2 separate regions of the Homo sapiens genome follow, and region 2 is linked to region 1. Evidence: chromatin loops called from intact Hi-C (ENCODE). Cell type or tissue: PC-9. All regions are shown on one strand. Links, peaks and the distances in the headings refer to the core of each region. The heading gives the core; the rest is flanking DNA. Region 1 has its middle 93 kb from the start of RFX6. Region 2 has its middle 98 kb from the start of VGLL2.

The links. A loop is a pair of places that touch in the nucleus more often than their neighbours do. Peaks named below come from ENCODE experiments on the same cell type or tissue, not always from the same donor. Only the 100,000 strongest peaks of a DNase experiment are listed, where the experiment ranks them.
Region 2: it touches region 1 in a loop (2.7-fold over the local background); 5 of 110 quality-filtered maps call a loop at or near these places.

What each region holds. Positions count from the first base shown.
Region 1 is chr6:116,968,331-116,971,253 of GRCh38, reverse strand. No RefSeq gene overlaps it. Among named protein-coding and RNA genes, the nearest start is that of RFX6, 93 kb to the right of the region's middle. In PC-9, for the core only: CTCF peaks have their summits at 1,673 and 1,872 (motif pointing right); no DNase peak of the experiment used is centred there.
Region 2 is chr6:117,166,595-117,169,517 of GRCh38, reverse strand. No RefSeq gene overlaps it. Among named protein-coding and RNA genes, the nearest start is that of VGLL2, 98 kb to the left of the region's middle. In PC-9, for the core only: no CTCF peak of the experiment used is centred there; a DNase peak (open chromatin) is centred at 1,387.

The DNA.
Region 1 (2,923 bases), core at 331-2,830:
GATACCTATCCAAATGAAAGGTTGAAAATACATATCACTGTAAAAAAGGGAAAAAAATGGAATAAGAATAATGGAAAAGCAAATTTATAATTAATTGGTAGAAACCTGTGAATTGTGTCAAAACCCAACTATTCCAAAACTGACCTTAAAGGTCATTTAAAGACACATGATTAGAAACAAAATTAATTAGTCACTTTTGGAGGGTTTTAGGGAACCACCTCATTATTTTGATAATTAGTAAATAGAAGGTAAAAATTAGTAACTTGTCTTTCCTACACAAACTATATCACTGGGTAACCAAACATAAGTATTTTTCTGTAGAATAGTCCAGTTATTAAGTACATAAGAAATTATTGAATTAGCATATCATTACTATCATTATCTTCCAACCCACAATGAATGAATTAATTGTTTAGGCATTGAGCATCAACAGCTGCTAACAGGACAAAGGAGTAATCATCAGACTCTTGATACCTCTTGATAGACGAACACACCACTACCTATAAAGTAATCTTGCTTAAAAAATTCAACCTATTTGGCAAGCCTCTAGGCTCAAATACCAATATACAGAGGACAAAAAAAAACTTATTAAAATATACAGAGGTGCAATCAGTAAAATCCAGAAGAAGGAAATTCTATGGGACAAACAATCTGGCTTCCTCAAAAATAATTGCAAAGAAAAGAGAGTTGGAGAAGAAATGTGTAGATTAAAATGTCTTAAAATACATATCAATGAGGCACAATTTGTGAACCTTACTTTGAAATTAATTCAAACAAATTATGAAAAATCAATGATTCATAGGGCATTAGAATTTGAACACTTACTGGATATTCTATATTAAGAAATGTTAATTTTAAGTCTAGTAATAATATTATAGTTATGTTCATTCTATATAGTGAACTATATATAATAGATATTATATATTAATTAATATAATATATTAATATAAAATATATATTATATATTAATATAAATATATAAATATATAATAACAGTATATATAAATATATATTAATCTGTATATAATTAATGAATAATAGTCTAGTATGTTTTAGAATACATACTAGAACATTTATTAATGAAATAATATGTGTGATATATACTTGAAAATAATGCTACAGGAGAAAGTTAGACACTGAGGATTGGACCTGTGTCAATAACTGTTGAAGCTGGGTGGATGAGTGTGTGGAGGGTGGTACTATCTTTTTCACTTTTGTATAGGTTTGAAATTATCCACAATAAAATTTTTAAAATGATCCCATGATAAAAGCTTCCTGATTAAGATGGAAAGAGGAATTAAGGAGGGATGTTTATGACAAACTATTTTAGAAATAAAGAATAAAAATGCTTTTAATAGATTTTACCTGCCCGTGGTGAGCTGTTCAATCATTCTTACTGTTTTTCTCTGAAAGTTTTTAAAATAATGCAATACTTGCCATTGAAGCCAGCATGCCGAGAGCATTTCCATTTGCAATGAGAAAGAAGGAAGCACTCACTGTCCTTGCTGTGAGATTTACAGAAAGAGAAAGGGGAGGAGAAGTTGCGCAAGTCTTGCTGCTGTAGTACATGCAGAATACTTATTCATTATTTCTAGGAATACTTACATATCAATGCTATCAAGGTGTCTACAGCTGGGACCTTTTGCTTTTATTTTTCTTTCCTATGGAAAATAAGTTATGCTGGATTTTCTTTTTTATCTAGCAATATAAACAGTCAGAAATATAAGAGTTGGCCTTGTTCTCCCCATTCCATCAAAATGGCATTGCGTACTTCAGTGCAAGTGCTTAATTCATAGAGAGCAGGTTAAATGAATGATTTGCAGTTTATGAATCTGGGAATCTACTCTTGTAGATCCAGCAGGGGGAGTAGTGAGCGTAGATTTGGCTTCTCAAAAGAGGATGAGGCTATTTGAACCAGACAGATTGTAGATATACTGTTCTCTTATTAACCTGTTTCTTACTTCACCTCTATTTTATAGACTCTGACTCCTGATTGATAAGTGAGTATCTATAGCAGACCTGTTTCGTTCTTACCCCACTGTAATACAAAGATTATTCTGATAATATGCAGCCAGGGGGCATGAATCCAAGATTCTCCTTTTTGTGGTCTAAATTTCTCTTCGGAGCTAGAAAATTCCTTTGAATTTTCTCCCCTTATTTAATTCTCCCATAGCTTTTCCCACTTCTCCATTTCTGTTTCCTCAAAGCCTGACCAACAGTGAGGTAGAAACCATTCTACTTTCGATTAAGGACAGAGATTCAGACGGGAAAATAGTCTCTGCTGTTTCCAACCCATGTCCCTTTACATACCCCCATGATAAATTTGGGACTACAAATCTCTCCCAGAGAGGCCCCAGACAAGTAAACCAGTTGCACCTTCCCATACATTCAGGCATCAAAGCACAAGGGATGCCTTTTGCTCAGAACTGAGGGGCAATTAGCTGCATTGGACAGGGAGAAGCACTAGGCACCTTTTCTACTTGCTGCCTTTGAAAATGAACCAAGCCACAACAAGAAAGGCTTAAAGGGACCCTAGTAACAGCTGATCCACTTTGGCCTAGCTAGTAACACTCTAAGAACACAGCAGCCCAGCTGTTTTCAAATCCTCATTCTATAAAAAGCAAGGGAGTCAAGCTTAGCTGCCTCAGTGACAGTGAGTGAGGGTCAGCTCTTCTGTAACATCAGCTGCCTCCTCAACTGATCCTTCTTCCTGCAGGACACAAGGAGAAGAAAACTCAAAACGATGTACCTCCATTAACATAATTGTTATTGTTTAGCACAAAGTAAACTTGTCCTCACAGTCTCTCTTGTAGAAAGAATTCTTGCATCAGAAGATCTGTACCCTACATTAGTGCTTCTTACACTTTGGTTTACATAGGACTCACTTGGAGATCTTGTTGAACTGTGGTTATGGAGGACGGCC
Region 2 (2,923 bases), core at 270-2,769, 200 kb before region 1:
CACCTCTCTGAAGCACAGCTGCTATGTTGTGGGGAATCCAGGGAATCTTTAGCTTAACTGGCTGTGTCTTGGAGCCTCTAGCAGGAATGGAAAGTGAGTGGTGGGAGAGGAATCCTGTGTGTGGATGATTGTCATACTTACATCACTCATTTTGAGGGAAAAGGAGCAGTGGTTCAAGGAACAGATTCGGTATCCTTGGGATAACTGGGATTTGTGGGAGCAATCGTGGTAATGTGAGTTCTAGCCAGCTCTCTATGACTGCCTCAGCATTGAGCTTCTCCAGTCCTGTGATCAGAGGAGGGTGCTGTCTCCCCAGTAGCTTGTGCCTTACCCATTTGACATTCTCTATCAAGTCTAAGTAAAAAGATAAATGATTCCTGATTGCCTCTCCATTTCAAAGATAACTCTGAAGCCTGAGAAGGATGGTGGGCAGGGAGAGGGGAGAGCTTGGCTAAACAGAAAGTGTTGAGATGATTCAAAGGGTTCATGCTGACAGAGCAGGGGTGGCTTGACCTTCTGTGGGGGCCATGTAGGCCGCCTCTTACTGGTTGTTATTTTGGGTTCTGGAAAGCCTGACTGCCCTGAAATATCTCTCCCTGCCGTCTTGCCAGGTTCTGTAATTCCTACCATGAGAGCCATCCTCCAGTTAAGGCATCATGTCTCCAGGAGGCCCAGGTTATAGAGCAGCCACCCACAGCCAACCTCACACATTTAACCCGTAATTGCCCACTAGCCTGCAGCCTGGCTGCAGAGAACAGTTACCAGCTGTTGGTAACCCAACACTGCTTTGCTAAGAGAAGCTTTTTGACAGCCTCTTCACATAAGTGGGGGAAATGGGTGCCACAAAGCTCTGGATCAGGAGCATAATGGCTTCCATGGGAGAGGCCAAATCTCTGCAGTGATGGTGCCTCCACTTCCTATCCCAGGGCATGGGAAGATTAGACTTTGGATTCCAGGAGGAATGTGAAAATGCAAATGGAATCAAAGATGTGTACCTAAATTCATGGATGATGGATCCAATGTGGAATTAGGCAATGCTTGGGTTACAACCTTAACCAGGACTTATCTCTAAGGGAACAAGATAAATGTCTATCCAGCTTGACCTGGTATCCCACCGAATATCCTGTCACTGGTCAGGAAAGATGCCTGAGGGCTTCACTATAATTACTCCTTTGGGCACAGGAGGCACCTGTTAAAAGTTAAACATGTTTTGGAGAGGAAAACCAGGTATTTTTCAGAATTGAGAGCATTCATGGGAATGAGTCTATTTTAGATGATAGCCCGAGGGAAAGCTTGGAAGCTTGGCATGCTGCAGCTGCGTGTAAGGAATGCATTCTTTGCACGGTGGTGAAACTACTGTTGGTACACAACAGCCTTTTCTGGTGGTAAGCCAGCTTCCTTCTAAGTAAGTGTGGTTAGAGGGTCATGCTCTCTTCATGAAACTAAATTCTTAGGATTGTATTCAGGGTTGCCTTTCTTTTCTTCCGGCTGTGCTGCTCTTCTTTCTTGGTCTTGGTTTCTTTCTGCATTCCCTGAAGGGTGTGGAAGGCATGCCCACGTTTGCCCCTCTGCTTCCCTCACTTTCCACTAGGGACTCACCGCATGACTCAGAGCCTGGCTGGACACAGCAGGTGCAGACAGCCTTCCCTTTCTCAGACCATGCTTCTGTAGTGGCCACATGCCTGTGCCTCACAGGCAGCACACTCAACTTGAGGGCAGAGTCACTGAAGCTGTTCTGCTAGTGGATCTGCTGTTAAGGAAACTGTGGATCGCCAACAGAAAAATAGTAGGGCGCAAGCTCCCCCAGTGGGCAAACAGAAGCTTGCAAAAGAGAACAGAGACAGGGGAATGGGTACTGTAACGTCAGGGAATGTCAGAAAATGCCAATGAGTAAGCAAGCAGAACTAGATGTTAAAAGACATCACATCAACTCGGGTTTAAATATTGATAGCTGTGTCATCTTGAAGAAGCTACTTAATGCCTTTAAGCCTTAATTTTCTTTTACAAATGATAGGGTTAATGATACTATCTGCTTCACAAGCTGTGTTAAAAACAAAGTATTTTTTATAAAGTGTCCATAATAGGCATGTTAAAATTCAGTTATCATTATGGTGATTAACAATGTTTTCAGTAGAGTGGGGGATAGAATATAAACAGGAAATTAGGGAGGAAAGTCTGGTAGGGAGGGAAGATAGAGTTGTGGTGTTCACTTATGATTCAGGCGAGGTTGAAGTAAGAATTTTTTTGGATGAAAGCACCTTGAGCAGGGGTGTATATTCAAAGATAACAGTCAGTAGAGAAGTCAGAGACATGATATTCAAGCAAAAAAGGAAAATACTTTTAAGTCAAGTTGCTGAAGGACTCAATAGGAGGTAGATGTGAGCTTAACAGCAAGGATCATCACTGGAAAGGAGCAGAGACATCTCTTGCACTCAAAAAAAGGGAAGGCATACAAGTATGGATAAATGTTTTATGGGTTTGGACGTTGTGGAAAAAGGGAGTACAATAGGGCAAAACAGAGGGATTGGAGAGAGAGATTTAAGAAATTGGCTCACGCAATCATGGAAGCTGGCAAGTCCAAAATCTGCATAATAGGCAGGCAGGCTGGAGACACAGAAGAGAGGTGGTGTTGCTGGTGCAGTCTTAAGGCAGGCTGCTGGCTGAATTCTCTCTTCTTCTGGAGAGAGTTTAGTCTTTTTCTATTGAGGCTTTTGACTGATTGGATGAGGCCCACCCACATTCTGGAGGGCAATGTGCTTTACTCAAAGTCTATTGATTTAAATGTTATTCTCATCTAAATAATATCTTCATAGAAACGTCCACAATAATGTTTGACCAAATATTTGGGTACCTTGGCCTAGACAAGTTGGTACACAAAATTAGCAGTCACACCTAACAACAATCACACCTCTCTCCAGACCTT